Linked DNA regions of Mus musculus: region 1 is linked to region 2. A link is a loop called in an ENCODE intact Hi-C map of the cell type or tissue named here. Cell type or tissue: left cerebral cortex. All regions are shown on one strand. Links, peaks and the distances in the headings refer to the core of each region. The heading gives the core; the rest is flanking DNA. Region 1 has its middle 30 kb from the start of Gm10851. Region 2 holds the start of Pfkfb3 (6-phosphofructo-2-kinase/fructose-2,6-biphosphatase 3).

Region 1 (11,635 bases), core at 5,677-8,176, 52 kb after region 2:
ATGAAGGTGACCTATGAGTGTCTCGTTTCCTAGCTTCCAAGTCATTCCACTGCCTCTTCCTGCCTAAGCCACTCCCAGAACCGTCTCGCGGGAGCGCAGTGACCGAGGTATACTTATTTACAGACTGACTGGTCAGTGAACCCGATCATCATCCTGTGGGATGAGTGGCCCCCACCTATGCTGAGGGCTGGATAGCAGATACTAAAACAGACTTGAAACTATTACCTTCCCTCAGACCACAGAGCTCCTGTGGGATCAATGAGAGAATCAGTGGCTGACAAAGCTCCCTCCTTAAGGATGTCTTGGGGTCTGCACTTAGAGAGAAAAAAGGAGGTCCTGACTGGGATATAGAGTCGAGGCCTTTTTTCACCAATGAGCATATATCTCTCACGTGATGCCGTCTCTCTACTTCTCACAAAGAGCTTGATTGTTAATAGAGGTTTAGTGTATCACTTGCTGTTTTTCTGACATAGATAACACACCATACCATGCCACAACATACCATGCCATTCTGTGCCAGACCAGACCAGACCAGACCAGACCAGACCAGACCAGACCAGACCAGACCAGGCCAGGCCAGGCCAGGCCAGACTACACAGCATGTGACAGATTGGGTCCATGTTCGAAAGGCAGATGCAAAGGCAGCTCTGTTCCTCACATAATTTGCTGTGTGACTTTTAGCAAGATACCTAACCCTTCTCAGCCTCTCTTTGCTTATTTCTCAAGCAGACATACTAATACTAAGGGGTCTCTGAGGGTGGACCTGAAGGTCACAGACTCACACAAAGAGCCTTGAGGGTGGACCTGAAGGTCACAGACTCACACAAAGAGCCTTGAGGGCGGACATAAAGGTCACAGACTCACACAAAGAGTCTTGAGGGTGGACCTGAAGGTCAAGGATTCACACAAAGCACCTTGAGGGTGGACCTGAAGGTCACAGATTTACACAAAGAGCCTTACTGTTAGGTCCCAGCACCTGCAAAGAAGCTAGAAGAACTTAGAGAGTTTGTTTCCTTTATTTTTTTTTATTCGTTCTTGGAGGAGTCTGGGCCTGGTTATTTTTATGGTTTTTAAAACTCTACTTCCTTGCTTTTTTTGATTGGTTTTGGTTTTGAACTTTGTGAGACAGCGGTTTATGGCCCAGGCTGTAACTGGATTTTCAGCTGAGGGTAACCTTTACCGCCTTCCTCCTCCACTCAAGTACTGGGCTGCAGGTGTGAACCACAGGCCTGGCCTTTGATTTTGTTTAGGGAATGGTCACAGTTCTTCTTCTTCTTCTTCTTCTTCTTCTTCTTCTTCTTCTTCTTCTTCTTCTTCTTCTTCTTCTTCTTCTTCTTCCTCCTCCTCTTCCTCCTCTTCCTCCTCTTCCTCCTCCTCCTCCTCCTCCTCCCCCTCTTCCTCCACAGTTCTTTTTTGAGACAAAGTCTCTCTGGTGCTCTGGCTGTCCATAAACTCACTGGGGCATTAACTCACTGTGCAGACCAGGCTGGCCTTGAACTCACAGAGATCTTCCTGCCCTTTGCCCCTCCCCCTCCACTACATCTAGAACAGTTCTAATCTGTAAGAGGATTTACTTAGCATGCTCGCCTGTGTGAGTTTATGTGCAGGATCCCACAGAGACCAGTAGAGGGCATCAGATTCCTCCACCCCCACCCCTCTGTGGTATGAGTGAGTATGGAGATTAGACAATTTTCAAAAGTCATTTTTCTCTTTCCACCTATTTACATGGGTTCTGGAGATCAAACCCGGGCCACCAGACTTGTATGGTAAAGAACTTTGTTCACTGAGCTATGTACATGGCCCTGGGTTTTGTATTCATTTAGTTGTTGTTATTTGTTTTATTTTGTTTTGGCCAAATCTCACACTGTAGCTGAGCCTGGCCTTGAACCTCACTAACTAGCTCTCACCAGCCTCAAACTCTTCAGCAATCCTCTGGCCACCATCTCTTGTGGATATTAACAGGTATGAACTGCTGTGTTCAGCAGTCTTGTTTTTGTGACACTAGGGAATCCAACCGCAGCTACATGCACATTGTGGGCATAGTTTCACCAGTGAGCTACTTCCCCAGCCCATCATTGCTAGTGAAACGTTGACCCACTATTTGTTGTCCCTTCTGACAACGAACCCATGCAAGAACACTTAAAATCCTATTGTTGGAAGACACTAGGCCTGAAAGAAACCTCAAAAAAAGAAATTTAGTCACAAGCCCAGGCTTTAGACTAAGCCATACCTATGAGGCTCTGATATTTTTCTCCATTTTTCTCCCTTCCCCTATTTCTTCTTCTCTGTGGTGCTGAAGATGGAACCCCAGAACCTGGAGATTTTTGTATGTGGGACAACCGTCTCCATCGTGGAAGATCCGGTCATTAAGGTGTCGCGTTTTTGCAGAAGTGCCACCTCAACCTCTCTCCACAGCACCTTCCAAATGCAACCATGACTTTCGTGACTTCCTGTGTCTAACTGACATGCTTCCTGTCCTCCTTTTTTGTTCTCTTAGATCTCACATTTCCTAACTTCTCCTATTCCAGCCGATCTCAAAACCAGTTTCTACAGTCCTGCTTCTTGGTCAGCCCTAATACCGAAAGTCTTCCCTCATGACAGCCGCAGTCACCCTGGAGACCAGTGGGGAGACAAGATGCCTAGCTGAAGTGTCATGTACTACCTCAGTGTATGAGGCGATCTGGCCCTACACTCCTCCCTCCACCCATATTATAAAATGTCACACCACGGGGGTCTGCGGCAGAAAGGCGGGAGGTCCCTTACTATCACCACAACACCAAACTCAGAGAGAGGCTGTGACTTCATCCATCACAGCTGGTCAGACACATCTCTCTCCATCTACAGTCTAGTTTCTTTAACAGGGGTGAGGAGAGGGTGGGGGGAGGCGTTTATTCTTAAAAACCAAAATCTCAAAACTACCTCTCTGTTACGACTTCTATTTGGTTTTTTGTTTGTTTGTTTGTGTGTGTGTTTGTTTGTTTTGGGTTTTTTTGGTTTTAGGGTTTGTTTGTTTGTTTGTTTGTTTTTAAACTAGAGTTAGTATTAAAGAGAGTAGAGAAAAACAGAAGAGTGTTGCTAGGTTGTTTGGTTGTTTGTTTTGAGACAGGGTCTCATGTAATCGAGGCTGGCCTCAAACTCACTGAAATCCTGCTTTTGCCTCCCAAGGGTCAGGCTTGTAGGACTGCACCACCATGCACAAGGTTTTGATTTCATGAGACAAGGTCTTACTATGTAACCAGGTCGGCCTTGAGTTCACAGATTTGCCAGCCTCGGCCTCCTGAGTACTGGGATTATAAACATGTCTTTCCACACATCTTAATTTTCGTTCGCAGTCCTCCTCCTCCTCCTCCTTCCTCCTCCTCCTCCTCCTTCTCCTCCAGTACAGTCTCAGGTAGGACTTGAACTTGTTATGTAGGCAAGGCTGACCTTGTATGATGCTTCCACCTCCCCAGTGCTGGGATTATAGGTGTGTACCACCCCACAGGGTTTATGCAGGGCTGAGATTGGACCCAGCACCTAGTATATGCTCTGCATGAACCCTGCCAGCAGAGTCAGATTCACCGCCCCATGCCAACCTCTGACCTTCCAGTCTTGGCACTTGTTGGATAACATAGGAGGTGAGCTCCCAGGAGGGAACCCCATGTCTATCTGGAAAATGTTGGTACACCGTTTCAAAGATGAATGTATGACTTGGCATGCAGTTGCTCAACTTTGCCCTAGTGAAGTTCAGGACATGTTATTGGGTGCTCCCTGCGGGTGAGGCACCTAAGGTTGATATCTGTGGTCCCAACAAATCCACTGTCCATCCTAGGGCAATGTACCTTGCAGTGTAGCCAGGCAGGTTGACCTGTGTGGATAGTACCATCAGGCTCCTGGCTCCAGGACTGCCAATGCTATGAGAACAGAAAGGCAAACAGGGTCTCACAGCGTCCTCCCTGAAGCCCGGCTGCTGCCAGCTGCCTGCATCCTCCACGAGAGGTCAGGACTTCAGTCAGACAGCTACTATGGCCCTCAGCATCTTGGGCCTAAGAATACACAGCATTCTCACTGACCAGTGGGGTTTCCCTGTATCCTACACAATCTTCCAGAAAAGGCTTTTTACTCTGGAAGATTCACTCTTCTCTTCTCAGCTTGCCTGAGACATGTTTCTTCTAAGCCCCTGACAGGGCTGGTCCCAGACCTTTTGAGTGGTTGTCAAGGCATAGAAAGAGGGCTGTGGAGGCTCAATAGCCAAAGGCTCTTACCACACAAGCTTGAAGACCTGAGCTAAATACCTGGAAGCTACAGCAGGAGAACCGACTCCACAGTGGTCCTCTGACCTTCATTGCACTCACACTCATGAGCACACAATAATAATAAGTAATTAAATATTAAAGACATAGAGCCATATCAAAGGATGGGCTTAGCAAGCATCCCTTTCTGACCTTTGACTCACTAAGAAAGCCTCCTCCGCCTGGACCACTGAAGAAGGCTCCTCTACTTGATTGCACTTGGTCTGGGGTGGAAAGAAGAAATGATGTTTTTATTGGTGTGCTATTCTTGTTGTTGAGTTGTTTGTTGTTGTTGTTGTTTGTTTTTAGTTTTTGGAGACAGGGTTTCTCTGTGTATCCTTGGCTTTTCTGGAACTTACTCTCTAGAGCAGGCTAGCCTAGAACATATAGCGATCTACCGGTCTCTGCCTCCCAAGTGCTAAGATTAAAGACGTGTGCCACCACCACCCTGCCCTTCCTATTATTTTTAATTATACTCTGAACACTTAATATGTTCAAACGGCTCAAAAATAAAAAAAACTTATAGATCCACATATGCTTCTTCTACCTGTGCTCGGGGTTGGGATGGGATAGAGTGTCCCTTTCATAACTGACCCTGTCACCTGCAGGCAGTTTCAGAGCATGGTTAATCAGGACACCTACACAAACCACACCGCAGGTCCCAGCAATTCCTACTTGCTGAGTTACTGCTAAGAGTTTACAACTCAGTGGCAGTGAGATGGCTCAGTGGGTAAAGACACTTCTTCAGATTAAAACAAGGAGCAAAAGAAGAGCCTAACTTGGTTGGCAAACATAATCGTTATCATCTAATAATCAACAAAATCAGTTAACTCTCTTTTTAAAAATAAATAAACTACTTGCTGAGATAAAGGCGCATGCCTGCAATCCGGGACTTGGGGAGATTGGGAGTTCAAGGCCAGCTTCCAGTGTGCATCCAGTGTGAAGCCAGCTTGAACTATATTCTATCCTATCTTTAAAGTTCTGAATTCCTAGCTGGGCAGTGGTGGCACACGCCTTTAATCCCAGCACTTGGGAGGCAGAGGCAGGCAGATTTCTGAGTTTGAGGCCAGCCTGGTCTACAAAGTGAGTTCCAGGACAGCCAGGGATATACAGAGAAACCTTGTCTCAAAAAAAAAAAAAAAAAAAAAAAAAAAAAAGAAAGAAAAGGAAAAGAAAAAGAAAAAGAAAAAGAAAAAGAAAAGAAAAAAGAAAAAGAAAAAGAAAAAAAAGTTTTGAACTCCTGAACATCCTGCATCTATCTACCTAGCATAATGAGAATGTGTCACCACAGCAAGCAATGAGGCAAAATCTTATTCAAACATAACTGAGATTCAGGTGTGGTGGCACACACCTTTAATCCCAGCACTTGGGAGGCAGAAGCAAGTAGATCTCTGTGAGTTTGCCAGCCTGGTCTACATATTGAGTCCCAGGACAGCCAGGACTATAGGAGACTCACTCCCCACCCCCTCCCCCACCCCCGAAAAAAAAAACCTAATTGAACAGCCTAATTATTTCAGACCTTAATTAGTAAGGTAATCCCCTAAACACTGGGATGACTGACAGACATCTTTGCCTTCCTTCAATTTGCCCACCAGAGACTGCAAGGTCATAAATAGGAGAGGGAGAAGAAGGGGGAGAGGAAGAGGGAAGGAAGGAGGAAAGGGAGAGGAGGGAGGGGAGGGAGAAGTAGGTAGAGGGGGAAAGGGAGGGGGAGAGAGAGGTTGGGGAGGGGAGGGGGAGGGACAGGGAGACTAGGAGATCAATGGATCAAAGACTCTTCACCATGTAGTTAATGAGGTGAGACACCCTCAAGAAAGACAGTCCAGGGAGAAAGTGGCCACAGTATGCGTGGGTCAACAGAGACCCTGAGGACAGTGGCTGTGGGCTTACCCATCACCAGCTGAGAGAAGTTAACAGCCTTGCTCAGCCCTGCTCTATGACCGATGCCCTCCCCCCACCCCCTATTTCCATATCTCCAGCATTGGAGTGTCAGCCAGTCCTCTTCACAGCCCAGAGCTGGGACTAGTACCTTAGCACTCCGTGCTAGTGAGGGGCAAAGGCCACTCTAGCCTCCCAGCAACCACAGAAATAACCTGCCCATTCAACCTGAATTATGAAAGAAGAGAAGCTCGGCAAGAACGGTGGGTGGAGGCAGCTGGGAGAGCCACGCTCCGTTGGCCCAGCACCTGGAGAGTCTTGCTTTCTTTCCGTCTACCCACAATCCATAGGCCCCCCAGGGGAGAGCCTTAGGCAGCTTTCGTTTGTCTTGAGCAAGGTTTTAAGTAGTCCCAGGGGCCTCCCACTTGCTCTGTAGTTTAGAAGGCTTTAAATTTCTGATCTTCCTGCCTCCATCTCTCCCCCACCTGCCGAAGCACTGGGGTTACAGGCACATGCCAGCCATCCAGCCCTGCTGAGCCTTGGGTCTTTAATAATGTTCCTCTTAACACAAACAAAAGTGCACACGTCAGATAGTCCAGGTTTGAAAGTTCCCCGGCCACTCTCCGCTTCTGCCGCTACCACTCAGGCTTTGGCCTGAGCATCACCGCATGGAGTCCAACCCAGCTCTAAGCAGCTCTAAGCAGTCACCCGGGTGGGTCCTCCATAACTTTGCCTGTAAAATGGGACCGAATACTCTGGTGACCCCCGCAGGGAGCCATGGGAATCTACTGGCCTGCAGGGCCGAGTGCCAAGTTGAATGACCTTAGATGCAGCAGTGGCCGTGGGCAGAGCCTGCAAAGCCTAGAACTGGTACTGCGTGTGGTCCTACCAGGCAGACCTCAGAGGAGCACCAGTTTGCTTCTTTCTATGCTCTGCCGTCCTCCCACAGCCAGCTCTCTTCCTGTGCCCATTTTGCTGAGCAGGAAACTGAAAAGTGCGGAGTAAAAATTACTTCCCCAGGGTGACAATGCGGAGGCAGAGCTAGCATAAGATCTGCTGGCACCGGCAACACGGCCTCCTCCCCTCTGCAGTCTCTGTCCTGGCCCCCTCAGTCTGCCGAGGTCCGGACATCAGAATGGCACAAGTTTCCCCAGAAAGAAACACCAAGATCCTCGGCTCAGCATTCCCTCTGCATCCCGGGGCTGAGAGGCAATAGGATCCTGGGGTTCGCTAGAAGTACGGCGATTAGCGCTGCGCTCCCCGCCTCCCAGCCCAGCCCCGGTTCCCGCATCCACGTGGTGTAGCCGCGGACACTACTAGGCTGCCAGGGACTGTGCAAAGGCTGGAGGGCAGAGCGAAGGGGCGTAACGCGCGGCAGGGTGGCCAGTGCAGGGCAGGAGGAGGCAAGGCGGAACCCGAGGGGACCAGGGTCTCAACACACGGGACCCCGAGAGACGCTACCTTTCCTGAAGGGCATCGCGCCGGGGACGCTGCGCAGGGATCTGGCCCGCGACACTCGGGCAGGCGGACGTCCAAGTGGCAGCCCCGAGGCTCGGGGCGGCCTGCGGGCGATGGGGCCGGCGAGGGAGGGGAAAGGGACATATTTGGTCACAGCTTGGCACGTCACGGCGCGGAGGAGGCTCCGCCGCGGAGCAGGAAGCGCGGGAGTCGCGTCACCCGTGAGCTCTGGGAGCTTGCGGGCGGCGACCCGGAGGCCGGGGTGGGCGACCTGGTCCCGCCCCGAGCCTAGAGCTGACTGCCTATGCAGAGACCAAGCATGGAAGCCTGGAAGGAGATGCAAATGAGCCCATCCACCAGTTCCTTCGGGCTGTGTGGTGAAGGAAGAGACTTGGAGGAATTTTATCTTTCTTGCCTTAATGAAGTTGGGACGTTCAAATAGCTGGTTGACTTGTATAGACACTAAATAAAGGCCGAGAGAGCAGCCTAGAAAAGCCCATGTTTGACAGTATTCGTGGTAAATTACTTTGTCACCTTTACTGCTCCCATATCCAGCCCCCAGCACCTACACCCGGCACACCTGATGGAAGTGTTCATTTGTAAGGTCATGGAGATGAATGAATGATTTGTTTCTCCAGAGACTGGAACAGATCCTCACCCACAGTTTGATAATCTGTCAGGAGAAAGGGTTGCTTAGGGTTTGAGAAGTGGGAAGTACCTTTATTCAGTCCATTCTGCTCTGCGAGGCTGACAACAAGGCAACCGCCTGGACAGTGACTGACCCAAACACCCCAAAGCAGGCTCCTCTTTTAACTTAATTAAGGCTTTCACTAACTAACCAAACTGGGTACGCTGTCCTCAGGCTGGTAATTAATCCCAGTACTTGAAGGTTGGAAGCAGGTCCGCTGCCCCTTCTAGGCCAGCCTGACTTAGCACACAGAAAAGCTGCTGGGGATTGCTTGAGCCCAAGAGTTCAAGACCATCCTATGAGACACCCCACTTCAGAAAGTTAATTTCTGTTAAATGGTGTGGTAGATATACTTTCTTTTTTGTTTGTTTGTTTGTTTTTGATTGTTGTTTTTTTTTTTAAATTTATGTTATCTATGTGAGTACACTACAGCTGTTTCCCAGACACAACAGAAGAGGTTGTGAACCACCATGTGGTTGCTGGGAATTGAACTCAGGACCTTTAGAAGAGCAGTCAGTGCTCTTAACCACTGAGGCATCTCTCCAGTCCATATATATACTCTCTATTTCTTTTTTTTTTTCTTCCCTCCTATCTCCTTCCTCCCTCTCTCCCTCCCTTTCTTTTGTCTCTTTGAGATGGAATCTGTGTCCAGGCATTAAACTTTTTTTTTTTTTTTTTTTTTGGTTTTTCGAGACAGGGTTTCTCTGTGTAGTCTTGGCTGCCCTGGAACTCACTTTGTAGACCAGGCTAGCCTTGAACTCGGAAATCTGCCTGCCTCTGCCTCCCGAGTGCTGGGATTAAAGGCATGGGCCACCACGCCCGGCTGGCATTAAACTCTTGCTCCTTCTGTCTGTCACCCCTAAGGGCTAGAATTCTTGGGGTGAATGCCTTTGCCTTGCAGGAAAGTGTTATTTTATGTTGCATTCTGAAGAAATGAGGAATCACCTGAACTTCTAGTCTTTAAAACATCCATTCAAATGACAAGAGGTTGGCTCTCCATTTAGTAAACAGTCCTGTCTAGGTGAGTGTAGCGCCTCCCTCAGCCTGAAGCGGGCTGGCACAGACCTTGTTGCCACTGAGGTGGGGCCACCTGCGGTGCAGCTTTCCGACTTTGGCTGGCTTCTTTTGAAGTGTCAACTGCCCTGAGATTCTGCTACCTGCCAAGAAGCTGAACCTGTCTTCCTGAGCCATTCCTGAATAAGCAATCAGCCTGGCAACCAAGTGCTGACAGAATGGCTCCAGGCACCAAGAATGGACTGGGGGGGGGGGGGGGGGAGGGGATGGGCCTTCCCCCTTATAAACACACTCTCTTAGTAAAGTTGCAGACCTTGATCAGAAAAATTTGTCTTGGCTTCATTATCTTTTCTCACAGTCTAAGTCTCTTTCAACCCCAGCCTGCCTTCCAGAAATACCCGGTTCATGTAGACCTCGGCCTGGCTTACAACAGGTGGAATGGGAGGGGAGCGACTATGGGGGAGGGGTGTCCTTTCTTCTTTTCTAATTACAATCAGTGTCAAGGTCTGCCATGCTTTCTGGACTCTAGTCCAAACTCCATCCTTCATTTTGAAGTAAGACAATGCCACGGAGAAAGAAGCAACTAGCCTGAGGTGGCATCTCACGGAATTGTTAGCTGAGTCAAATTCTTATAAAAATGGACCTTCCTAGTGTCCTGCACTATTTTTTTCCAACTAAATCTTTTACAAAAGCTGTGCACAGCCAGAGGCTTACTGCTTGCTACCTTGATGTCCCCAAAATGTTCCTGCTGCCATTTGACACCTTTTCAAACAGTTCATTTACTTCCTTACTTAACTTACTTCTTCATTTGATGTGGTTGTGTCCTGTATGTCTGTGCTCTATGTATCTGCACAGGAGACCATCTGCTGTCCTTGGAGACCATCCGCTGTCCTTGGAGACCAGAAGAGGGCATCAGGACCCCCAGAACTAGAGTGACTGTGCTTTTCCATGTGGGTGCTGGGAATCAACCCTGGGTCCACTAGAAGAGCAGCCATGCTCTAAACACTGAGTCATCTCTCCAGCCCCCCCCCCCACTTTATGCATTTGAAGATATACTCCACTACTTTTAATTAAGCATGCACCCCAAATACGTCCACCATCTTTACTTCTTGAACAGGACCTTAAAATACTGAATTTTACTGAATATTAGAGCCAAATATTTATCATTTTTAAAATTTAAATACACTTACATAATTTCCCCCCTTTCTTTTTCCTCCCTCCAATTCCTTCTATGCAGCCAGTGTCACAGTTTTGAAGAAAACAGACTGTGCCTCTCTCAGAAGCTATCCACCAATCTCAATAGGGCCATGGCTAGGGCTAGGACTTTGTGCTCACTTCCCCTCTGCGCTGGGATTTTATTCAGATTGAACTCTCACAGGTCTTGTGTGTACTGTGCATCTCTGTGAGTTCATGTGTTCACCAGTCCTGTTGTTCATGGAAAATGCTGTTTATATAAAGTCATTCACCACTTCTGGCTCTTTTTCTTTTTAAAGGTTTATTTAATTTTTTTTAATATATAAATGAGTACACTGTAACTGTACAGATGGTTATGAGCCCTCTTGTGGTTGCTGGGAATTGAATTTAGGGCCTCTGCTCGCTCCAGTTGGCCCCACTCACTCAGTCCCTGTTTGCTCCAGCCCAAAGATTTATTTATTATAAATAAGTACACTGTTGCTTCAGACACACCAGAAGAGGGTGTCAGATCTCATAACCGGTGTTTGTGAGCCACCATGTGGTTGCTGAGATTTGAACTCAGGACCTTCCAGAAGAGCAGTCAGTGCTCTTATCCTCTGAGCCACCTTGTCAGCCCCCTACTTCTGGCTCTTACTGTCTTTCCACCAACTCCTCTGAAGTGATCCCTGAACCTTGGGGGAGAGGGGGAGGCTTGATATAGACATCCATCCCATTTAGGGCCAAGTGCTGAGTCACTTTCACCTTTTGTTGTTTGTTTGATTGTTTGTTTAATGGGATCTCATTATGTAGCCTTGGCAACCTGGAATCACCGTGTAGATCAGACTGGCCTCAAACTCACAGCAGTACACCACCAAGATCAGCTTATGCAGAGCTGGGACTTGAATCCACGTCTTCATACACTCAGCCCCTAAAACGTTTCTATATTTTCCTAAGTGTCCCACTCCCCTCTTAGAAATGGATTTATTAGCTGGGCGGTGGTGGTGCACGCCTTTAATCTCAGCACTTGGGAGGCGGAGGCAGAGGCAGACGGATTTCTGAGTTCGAGGCCAGCCTGGTCTACAGAGTGAGTTTCAGGACAGCCAGGGCCACACAGAGAAACCCTGTCTTGAAAAATAAAACAACAAAGAAAACA
Region 2 (11,635 bases), core at 4,328-6,827:
AAAGCATCCAGAGCTGCCTGGAGACAGGCACCCTTATATGCTAGTGTGCATAGACTGCTTCTGTTGGAACTGAGTCAGGGACTCAGAGGTACAAGTTGACTGAGTTATCAGGTCAGGGATTATGTCGATCTACTAATCGTAGGAATAAATCCCGCTGGCAGTAGACACTTTGGAAGGGGGAAAAGACAATACTGTGGACTCAGCAGAGTTCTGCTAGATGTCAATGAAATAAACCTAGATCACTCCCTTAGTTGACAAAGCAAAAGCCATTCATCCTTACCACATGCTCAAAGCTGAGGAGCTCAGAGCAGCTGCCAAACGAAGCGTAGCTTTCCCTCACCCGGACATCCCAGCACGGTAAGATGAACGAATCTGTCCAGATAAATCTAGTATCGCTACCACAGACCGTTTTCAAACTCACAACCCAGCTCCAGGGTCTCCCTGGCCTCATCACCTATTGCAACCTGCCCTCGGGTTCTCTTCTTCATACACAGTTTTACCACTGAGAAAGAGTCATCAACCATGACCCCTCATCCTGCATCTCACAACTTCCCTGGATCCAGTCCCTAACTCTGCTATTTCTTCCTCCAACCAACTCAATATATTGAGTTCAACAAAGTTTTTTTTTCCCCTCTTCGGTTTTTCGAGACAGGGTTTCTCTGTATAGCCCTGGATGTCCTGGAGCTCACTGTGTAGACCAGGCTGGCCTCGAACTCAGAAATCCGCCTGCCTCTGCCTCCCAAGTGCCGGGATTAAAGGAGTGCACCACCACGCCCAGCTCAACAAAGAGTTTTTAAAGACAAACAAATAATGCCTCTTTTCCTTTTACATAAATATTTGGGTTTTTTAACCAGGTGGTTTTTTGTTTTGTTTTATTCTATTATTTAGCAGCAAATTTAGTTATCAACTTTAATGAGCATAAAGGAATACACAGATGTTCTGTTGGAATGTGTGTGATGCTTCATCTCCATTTGTCAATTTGGTTAGGCTTAGAATCACCATGGTAACACACCCCACAGTATCTATGAAAATGTTCCTGGATTGGGTTAGCTGAAGTGGGAAGGCCCACACTGTGGGTGGCACCATGCCATGGGTGTGGGTAAGCCTGAGTAAAGAGAAGGGAGTTGAGCAACAACATTCAAATCTTTCTGTTTCCTGACTGCAGATGCAGTCGGCTACCTAACACTCCTGTTACTACTGCTTTCCAGCCACAACAACTCCAACCCTCAAACTAGTCAAAATAAACACTTCCTCCCAGAAGTTGGTTTTGTCTCAGCAATGAGAAAAATAGCCAATCTAAGTGGAAAGAAGTCATTGTCTTAAGACCTCCACGCCCTTGGGAGATTCAGAATGAAAGTCCTGCCCAAAGCATGGTTCCCTAAGTAAGAGCCACAGAAAGCCACCAGGTCCGGAGAGCTGAGCCAGCACCTACAATGTCATCAGGCTTATATGCTCACATACTCATGAGCCCAGTGCTCTGGATGCCAGATGGAAAGGATGACAGGTGGACACACTTGAGGTCAGCATTATTGATGAGTACCACTGAACTCAGACCTGCTGCTTACTCACATACTAGTCCTACTGTCGTTAGTTCTTAATGCAATCTTGCTGCATGTGCCAGCATCCTGTAGGTAATTATACAGAAAGGAAACCCGACCAGCTGGTGAACTACAGGATAGCATGGCTGAAGAGCAAATTATGGGAAGAGAAAGCCTGACGCATGATTAAACCCCCAACTTCAACAGTACTCGTCTACCATAGCACTGTTGCGAGACAAACACGCTCCTGGGTCCTAACTTCAACTCTTCTTCCTCCATTAAGTGATTAATATCTTCAACAACATGTGGCCAAGTGCAGGTGTGGATACAGCTGACTTAAACATCCCACCACCTGATACCCACAACTTCTTTTCCGAAAATTTGCTTTGCTGTGGAAGATACCCCACACCTCATCCGTGCTCGGTTCCACCTGATGCTTTGCAAAACATCAACACTAGACAAGGATGCTAAGCCATCTTCATCATCCTTTTGTGCAAGCATGTGAGTTATGCTTCAACTACAAGTTCATGGGAAACACATGGAAGGAAGGAAGGAAGGAAGGAAGGAAGGAAGGAAGGAAGGAAGGAAGGAAGGAAGGAAGGATAGATACATTTAGGTCAGCTGTGGACCCTGAAGGGCTCCATCATCACTCCTGGGAACTGAGACTTTCCTCAGGAACCACCTCACTCTATCTCCATCAACCAAGGGCGAAACAAGACCTACCTTGACCTTATAGGTATACTACCACATGAAGATCTCTCGGAAAATGGGCTTAACCTGCCAGGCCCTCAGAACACAATGAATACCAGCAACAGAAGGCAACACACGCCACATGGTTGTTCAGTAGATGAAAGCATCATTGGATCCACCTGCAGCATCCTCCCAGTCTGATGGGATAATATAACAAGAGCTTGCCTCTGTAGAGTAGGCTTGGGATGTGTGGCACAGGGAGAATAGAGATAACAGATATATCTTTTAAAGACCCTCTCCTTCATGGTTACAATGTACATGGACTGCTTACCATGTACCTTTTGTCTCCTAATATCTAATTAATTTGATACCCAATGAATGGCCTTGAACTTTAGGACCTCATATCTCTGCCACACACTGTGACAGGGTATCTTATTGATAACTGTGGGAGGCAGTGCTCAACATGCAACTCAGTGAGTCCAGGACAGAGTTTAAAGCCAGGCCTCACCACCCCCTTGGATCTGGGACATCTTCAGCTCTTCATGTCTTCCTTTCCTTTCCTGGACAAAGGCAGAGTTTAAGACACTGATTGTGACAATGAACTGCACAGAGCTCTCATGGAATGAATGTTCTAGCTATGCCCAGCTGGGCATAGGCAGGTTAGAACTTTGTAAGCCTTTAAATTCCATACCCACCTTCCTTCATGTAAATTCTATCCTAAATCATAATCCAAGATGAACTGGCATCTTATTCCCATGTTATTGAGGGACAATAGCAAAGGTGAAAGCTAGTAAGATGGCTTTGTGGGTTAAAGTGCTTGCCTTACAAGCCTGAGGACTTATGTTCAATCGCTAGAGGCCACTTAAGGATATTAGAGAGTCAACTCCATAGAGCTGTCCTCTAAACAGCTCTGCTCCACAGAAACTCCATGGCATGTGCCACCCTCCCCCCTGCCCCCCATAATAATGAGTAAATACTTTTTAAGATAATTTTTTGATAGCTGCTGTTTAAGGCAACTCTGCACCGGGCAGTCAGACTATCCCTTGGAACTCTGAGGAAACTGTGACAACTCCCAACTAAGTCTCAGGCTATAGATTTTCAGTGCAGGCAACAGGAAAGCCAGTTTGAGTTAAGCTCATTTGCAAATACAGTAATGTCTCTCTAAATTGTGGCTTAAACTGATGGGCACTTCCAGTTTTGGAAGAAACATTTATCACAATGTCGGTAAAGAAACTTGACACTCAATTTCTGCACTCCTCAGACAAACATATCATCCTGCAGTCCTTTTGTTTTTTAATTTCAAGACAGGCTATAGAGGCCAGGATATCCTTGGGCTATGGAGGCCAGGCTAGCCTAGGACTCAGAGATCTACCTGCCCGGCCCTCACCACTATGTGCACCACTATTCCTGGCCTTTGGGATTTGTTCGTTGTTTATGACTGTTTCTTTAGTTTTATCTGGACAATCTTCTCTATGCCCTCTAGTACTAAGCCACCGTGGAGCTGGCTGTCAGCCTCTGATGTGGAGACCACAGGGCTGGGACTGCAGCAGCAGTAGCTGGGAGCATTCTTGCCCAGCATTCATAAAGCTCTGGGTTCAATGTCCATCACCAGGTAATCCAGACAAGTAGGTGAATGCTCATAATCCCAGTGTTTGGGGAGAGAAGGCAGGAGGACCACAAGTTCACTGTCATCTAGACATCATAGAACGTTTAAGTCAATTCAGCTCTGAAAAACAGTTAAAAAAAAAAAAAAAAAAAAGATTTAGGTGAGTGAAAATCTACAAGAGGCTGGGTGTGGTAGCACACACTCTTAATCCCATTTAAGTTGAAGCCAGGCCAGCCAGGGTCACTGGAGACCTTATCTCAGAAAGAAGAAAGAAAAATAGAAAGGAAGGAAGGAAAGACAGTCAGTCTGTCCACAAGATTCCCAGTGTCAGTAGAAAAGAAGTAACTTATTTAAAAAAACAAAACAAAACAAAAAAAAAAACCTATTTTCTCTATTGCAGTAAAACCAAATTTAGTATAGGGGGGGAAAAACATTTAAAATACGGATATGCTTTTAAAACCCCTGGCTGCAGATATTTGTATGTGAAAGAATGTGTCTGACTACACATTCTTTCACATACACACCAGTCTCACACACAAGAATTCCAGAAGTGAGCGAGCTGGTCATCTTAATCTGTCAGCTTTAGGCACATCCGCTTTCAACTCTACATGGTTCCAACAGCAATTCTGTGCAAATCTCTGAGCTCCGACAGACGTGCAAGCTCGTGGAATCTAGCGATCAGGGTCTGCAGCCTGGGGGAGGCCCCGCTGCACGGTGATGTCTTTCACTGAGCCAGTGTCACTGAACTTGGGTTCTTGCAAAAGCTGCCATGGTTCTCTCAGACCCAAACAAGGGAAGAATGTATTCTGCAATCACATGGCTGTACACATACATAGAAAACCAGGCCCTATTGTTTGACCAATTTCAGTTTAAAAAATAGAAAACGCTATAATCTGCCTGACTAAAAAGTCCAGAAGCAGCATGCTGTCTAAATTTGACCAACTTACCAACTTTCCCTGTTTTTATTATTATTATTATTATTATTATTATTATTATTATTTATTGACAGGGTCTCACTGTGTAGTCCAGGTTCATGATTCTTTGACCTTAGTTTCCCAGCTACAGTGTAATGAGATTATAGGTGTCCCACAGGCTTGGTTTTACCCTGGGGCATTTTCATAAAGGTGGCCCCGGTGCATAAACGTGTCTGACAGGGTTTGGGGAAGAACCCTTGCCAAGCCCTTACCTCTGACTTACTTGAGCAAAAGAAAAGGAGACTGTCTTGGGGACAGAGTTCCACCGAAGCCCACAGGTCCAGCAGGGAAGACCTGCTAGAGGTCTCATACTGCACCACAGGGAGGCAGGGAAACCAGTAAGTGACTCAGACCCACAAAGCTCCGAGAGCTGTCATGTCCTGTGATGGCCATCCTGAGAAACGTGACAGCAGAGAAACCTACCCTGCAGCCTGGTGTTCCAGTGTCCCAGGGTGACAGGAAACCACCTCCCAGTTTTGCCAGTAGATTCTCAAACTACAAACGTGATGTGAGCAACGTGTCCACTGGGCAGCTCGCTCCTGTTTACCCCCGTGGGCTCCTGGGCCTGCTGCCTGGGAGGGAAGCATTGCCTTAGAGCAATTCCATCCGCTCTTCCCAGAGGCACCTCTTCCTATCTAGGGATGGAAGTGAATGAAACCTTCCCAAATCGTTCACAGCAGCAACAGGTGAGGCACTAAGAGAAACTGCCAGCAAATTCCGTGCTCCGGGTAAACGAGTGCGTCTGTAATACAACACTAGTCACCAACCCATAAACCATCCCTGCAACCAAGGATCTGCAGTCACGGGAGTGACGGCGAAGATGGAAATATACAGAGGTGCAAAGATCCGAGGAAGAAAAAAGACCGTGAACCAGAGGAGACCCAAAGAAAAGGGGGCGTTGGTGTGGGCGGCCGCGCCCCTGCTGCAGTCGGCCAGGGTGACTCCGGAGCAGCCAGGTCTCTCCAGCCTCTGGGAGGCGCTGGCCCAGAGAGCCCAGGCCGGGCCGGGCACACAGGAGGTTTCCGGAGCCACAGCGCCCCTTCTGCCCAGCCTGGGAGACGCAGCCGGCCGCCACCCCCGCCTCGCCGGGCCGGGCCGACCGGCACGAGTGCGCTTCCCGCAGAGGGGAACCGGCACAAAGCCGCTGCACACACAATGGCCGGGCTCTGCACGCGGCGCAATCTACAACCTAGCCCCCCACGTGGCTGCCTGCACTCACATCTGGGCAACGAGGGTCGGTGATCGACGGGCACCCAGATCTTCTGTACCCGGCTCTGGGTCAGTTCCAACGGCATCTTCGTAGCTGTATTCGGCGACCCGCCACCCCTGGAGGAAAGACTCCGACTTGGGGAGAAGAGCAGCAGCAGATCCCCCCGGAACAAAGGACAGGAAGGGTGCGTCCGCCTGCACGCGGCTGGGCGCTCCCTTGCACTGCTTTGGAAAATGTGCTTTGTGCGGAGTCTCGGAGGAAGGATCGCCTGAGCGGAGACACGAGACAGATGAGAGCGGCGTGGAGTTGCGGCTGCTGCACTGCTGACTAGTCGGCTCTGTTCAAAAGCTCAGGGATGCTCCAGCGCAGTGACAGCCACGGTCCCAACACCCAGCACTGCCACTTGCTCCTCTCCAGTTCTGTCGGGATGCCACACGCACTGCCCGGCCTTTTAAGATCTGACCGGTAGCGCGGCGCGTCAGCCTCGGGGCGGGCCGCATTCTTTGCGTCCCAGCCCCCTTTCACGTGGAGAGAAGGGTGGGCAAGGCCAAGAGACAGCCTGCTGCCGCCCCCTGCGGGTGGACGAGAGCAGCACGCTCTGTTCCTGCAACCCAGGCTGGTTCTTTCGTCCTCCTTTCCGTCCCTAAGTTTATTCCCTAAGGGCGCAAGACAGGAACGGAGTCCCCAAATAATTCCAGCCACTTTCCTCATCTGTGCTTGGAAGGCAGCAGCGATCTGATAATGTCCAATGTGGTTCGTTGACAGTCCTCCACCCCTACACACACACACACACACACACACACACACACAGAGCTAGAGCTATGTAAAAGCATCTTCCCAGTTCAGCCTTACAAGCCGTGGGAGCCCCAACACCATGCACCATAGTTACATGATTTGGGGACTGGCTCAGTCCAAGTGAAGACGCAGGTCAGAGCTGCCTCCTGGTAACACCTGTGCATTATCGCCCACTATGTCCCCTGCCATTGCTGACACTGCCACCTCCGGGCACGGGCGCATACTTTTCCTGAATCCCCGGGAAACATGCTTGGGTAGTGTTGCTACCCCTCACTCAGTGCTACCGTGCCTGGCGCTTGAAGGGGGGCAATAAATAAATAAGGAAGGAAGGAAGGTTCGACCGAAAAGGAACTTTGGGATGCGGGGGGCGGTTGGTATTATTTTCCCTTTCAACATGGGCCATATTCCATACCCCTTCTGCAAGTAGTGATTAAAAGTAGACCCCATTCCCTCTCCCATTACCGGACTATGAGCCCCAAAGTAACTATCAAGGGACAGCTAGATCCTAAATTCATGTCACCCACCCAACCCCCACGCGCCCGCTCTAGCACACCGGCTATATTTTGTTTGATGTGAACATGCCCTCGCTTCCTTTCCGATTTTTGCACTTTGCATAGGCTGGAGATACATGCATAACAGGCAATCGTTGAACCGCCAGAGTTCATTTATTCAGCGACGATCTAAGGGATCTTTCGGTGAGGACCGCTGCACGGGAGGCCGTGGAGACAAGACACTTTAAATGTGATTTTAGCGAAGGAAGCCTCCGCTCAGAAGATCTGCCTTGCTTAGCGCAAGCTGCACACGTCGCGGTGAAGCTGAGCTGTGATTGGAGGCGCTCGCGGAACCCCACACTGCAGTGGAAAAGTCTGCGCAGAGGCTGCCACACGTCGCGCACGTCCTGCATGCTCTGCTGGGAGGGCGCCGGCCCCCCGGCGGCGGGCGCAGCTGCTCTGTTCCCAACCCAGCCCGCCCCGCCTGGGGCCTCCGCCTTGCCTTCTCCGGCAGCCTGGCGAGCTTAGGAGACCTGGAGCTCACCTGGCGAGTAGCCCTTGGGAACCTCCCAGCTCTAACCGCCATTCCTGCACCCTGCTCTCCGGTACCACCCTCCTCAATACCTGTCCCCAACCCCAGGACAGCTTTGCTGACCTTCCGATTTCTGTGCTCAGGCAGCTGTTCAGAAAGAAACCCGGTGCATTACATTTAAACTTGTTTTTCTTCAGTGAGAGCAAATGCCAGAGGTGACACCCTAGAAAGCCCAAGGGAGAATCTCGCTCCACTCCTGAAATTAGAATGGACTGACTCGACAAGGAAAACATCTAGTAGTCTCCAGAAGGGTTCCCTTACTGGTATTTGCAAGCTGAGGGGGAGGGGGAAGGGATGGGGGTGAGAGTGCATCCCTGCCAGGAGACTCCCCACTCCCGACTCCCAATAACCATAGTGCACCTGGACGCTTGTAAAGTTTCCACTAGGTTTTCTGTTTGTTTTGCTTTGTTTGAGACAGTTTTCCTATGCAGCCCAGGCCGGCCTCAAGCTTGCTCCTTTCTCAGCCTGGTATTACAGGCCTGTGCCATGTTCCCAGGTGCCCGCTTGAGTTTGCACACACCTACAAGCCAGGCAAATGGCCAGATGTCAAAGCTTAGGAACAGATTGCTGGGAACCGCCAGGGAGAACGTGGTGGGAATGGTACCAGTGGAGAACGATCTTTTATTTCTCTTTTATCATGTTTAAATCTCTCGATTTAAGGTCAGTCCTCAAGTCAGGTGGCAGCTAAGCATTCTCAGATGGGGCAGTTTTCCTTTCCTGGAGTCAACAATGTAGTGGGTACCCAGAACAAACACTAAGTTCTCCAGTCACTTCTGCTACCAGGTAGGTAAAGGGAAATCACCTTTACCCTGCCTAGGGCTCCAGATATCTAGGAAAGGGTGGAATGTGAGGCACACAGCTGAATTCACACTTGTTTGTTGGTCCTCTGAAGCTGTCGGCTTGCAACCACAGGTAAAAGCTGTGTTTGTGGAAGGCAAAACTGCTCCAACATGATCCTCCTTAGGACCAACCTTGCTACACCTACATTCAAAGGTTTCCTCCTCAGCTTTGCTGTTTAGACATCCTTCCAATTCCTCCCTTAGTTCTGTTAATACACCCTTATCTTTACCTCAAACGCAGTCCCCTAGGGCTTCACTAACTCCCAGGTTCCCAGGTGGATATTATGAACTCAGCTCTTTAGAAGACACAGCCAAGAATGTGAACATTCTTTAAGTCGGGTGACTTATAGCCAGGTGACTCCAATCACTAGGACTGATTGACAACTTCCTTTAGATTGAGTCACAATCTAGACCCTGCTAAAGCCAAAAGAAAGTACTGTGCATTCTAGTCCACATTCCACAGCCCTCTACCCCTTGTCTACAGGAAGGAGCGAAGGGAAGATTGGAGATTAGAAAGGTCAAGGAATCGAGTCAAAGACCAAGGAGGAAGGAAGGCAGTTAGGAAGAAGGTTTGTGCGGGGTGAATTGTTTTGTTTTAGAAACAGGGTCTCATGTAACCCATACCATCAAGAGATCATAAGCATGAGCCCTCACGCCTGGTTTATATGATGCTGAGGACTGAACCTGAAGTTCCATGCATACTAGGCAAGTATTCTACCAACTGAGGGACATTCCCAGCCGTGTGTGTGTGTGTGTGTGTGTGTGTGCGCGTGTTTATGTGCATGTGTGTGTGTATGTACGTGTGTGTATGTATGTGCGTATGTGTGTGTGCGTGTGTATGTGCATGTGTGTGTATGTGTGTGTATGTGCGTGCGTGTGTGTGTGTATGTGTGTGTGTGTGTGTATGTGTGTGTATGTGCATGTGTGTGTGTGTGTGTGTGTGTGTGTGTGTATGTACGTGTGTGTGTGTGTGTGTGTGTGTGTGTGTGTGTGTGTGTTAAGGTGATCACATACTTGACACAAGCAGCAGAACGCTGTCCCTCCCAGGTGGTCATATTACACACCCACACCCACACCCACACCCACAAGAGCGCTGAGAAGAACCCTAAGCAAAGGAAGACCGGACTGTTACTCAGCTTCACCTGACACAGTTAAGCTGCCCCGGGTGAAATGTCCCACCTAACACACGCTGGAGTGCTCTATGTGTGAATTCAGTGAGCCAGGTCTAACCTTAGCAAAAAGGACATGGAAGTGTTTTTCTCACCACAACCTTTGTTTCTATTCTCTGGCCAGTGTCACCAAGTCCTTCCCAGAGTCGCCAAGATGTGGTTATCAACAGCAGCAGCACGTGACTCCGTTGCCTTACTCTTACACCAGCTCCTTAGACTTAAACATTTAAACCTCCTTGGTGCCTGTGCCTCCTCCCCAGGGAAAGCTGGGGGGCGGGGGGGGGACAAGCTGTGGCAAGCTGTGAGCAGTCTCACGTTGCTAATTAGACCCAGTGTCAGTAGTTGCTCTCTTGAAAGAGCCCATGTATGAGAGAGTGAAGCAAGGCTCCAAATAATAAACAAACCTTTATCATCATCCCAAGATGGCTTTTAGTCACAAAATATGACTTCTTTAAGAATGGAAATAGAGATTTGAGGGTAGCTGCCCAGATGACATTGGAGGTTCCCAAAACCAGCTCATAGATTGTATGTATATATTTTTTAAAAATTTCGAAGTTAGCCGGGCGTGGTGGCGCACACCTTTAATCCCAGCACTCGGGAGGCAGAGGCAGGCGGATTTCTGAGTTCGAGGCCAACCTGGTCTACAAAGTGAGTTCCAGGACAGCCAGGGCTATACAGAGAAACCCTGTCTCGAAAAAAAAAAAAAAAAAATTTGAAGTTGCCAGTCATGCAGGACCACTACTGTAGGCTAGACCACAAAAAGGCAGGGACTAAGAGGATCAGAAAGCTTCGCTAGTAGCACTTGGGAGGTAGAGGCAAGTGGATCTCTGAGTTCAAGGCCAGCTTAGTCCATATAGCCAGTTCTAAGAAAGCCAGGGCTACTGCTATATGATGGTTTGTATATGCTTGGTCCAGGGAGTGGCACTATTAGAAGGTGTGGCCTTGTTGGAGTAGGTGTGTCACTGTGGGTATGGGATTAAGACCCTCATCCTAGCTGCCTGGAAGCACCAGTCTAATGCTAGCAGCCTTCAGATGAAGATGTAGAACTCTCAGCTCCTCCTGCACCATGCCTGCCTGGATGTTGCAATGATCCCGGAGTCTTCATGATAACGAATGGAACCTCTGAACCTGTAAGCCAACCCCAATTAAATCTTCTCCTTTATAAGATTTGCCTTGGTCAAGGTGTCTGTTCACAGCAGTGAAACCCTAACTAAGACAGAAGTTGGTACCAGGGACTAAGGAATTGCTGTGATAGGCCTGACCCTGCATTTGCTTGGAAGAATGTGGATTTGGGGACTTTGGATTTGGAAAGCAGGGGAAAGCTTTAAATGGGGCTTAATGGGCTATCTTAGTAGGAATACGGACGACTTTATTACTGAGAGTGATTTGAATAGCGAGGATCTAATACAAGAGGTTTCAGTAGAGAATTTCAATATGTGACCTAGAGATGATTTTTGTGGTATTTTGGTGAAGAATGTGGCTACTTTTTGCCCTTGCCTGAAGAATCTGCCTGAGACTAAGGTAAAGAGACTCAGATTAATTACATTGACAAAGGAAGTCTCTGAAACACCCATCATAGGCTTTGTTCTCTGGTTAAGTCTCAGGAAGAGCATTTTAAACAAGCATAACAAGCTGAAAAGGTAAAAATATAAAATATATGGTTTAAATATTAAAGGACTGGGATGGAGAGATGGCTCAGCAGTTAACTCCAGAGGTCCTGAGTTCAATTCC

The links. A loop is a pair of places that touch in the nucleus more often than their neighbours do. Peaks named below come from ENCODE experiments on the same cell type or tissue, not always from the same donor. Only the 100,000 strongest peaks of a DNase experiment are listed, where the experiment ranks them.
Region 1: it touches region 2 in a loop (4-fold over the local background); 14 of 42 quality-filtered maps call a loop at or near these places.

What each region holds. Positions count from the first base shown.
Region 1 is chr2:11,546,217-11,557,851 of GRCm38, forward strand. It overlaps a transcript of Pfkfb3 not described here. Among named protein-coding and RNA genes, the nearest start is that of Gm10851, 30 kb to the left of the region's middle. In left cerebral cortex, for the core only: no CTCF peak of the experiment used is centred there; DNase peaks (open chromatin) are centred at 7,207, 7,384 and 7,761; H3K4me3 peaks cover 1,884 bases; H3K27ac peaks cover 1,481 bases.
Region 2 is chr2:11,495,598-11,507,232 of GRCm38, forward strand. It overlaps Pfkfb3 (6-phosphofructo-2-kinase/fructose-2,6-biphosphatase 3), which reads right to left and starts at 6,493. Exons shown (of 18, transcript NM_001177753.1): 1 at 6,028-6,493. The coding sequence starts at 6,103. It overlaps Gm52500 (a long non-coding RNA gene), which reads left to right and starts at 6,413. Exons shown (of 3, transcript XR_003953759.1): 1 at 6,413-7,909; 2 at 8,557-8,679; 3 at 10,029-10,862. In left cerebral cortex, for the core only: CTCF peaks have their summits at 5,836 and 6,595 (motif pointing left); DNase peaks (open chromatin) are centred at 4,495, 5,229, 5,842 and 6,540; H3K4me3 peaks cover 2,500 bases; H3K27ac peaks cover 1,867 bases.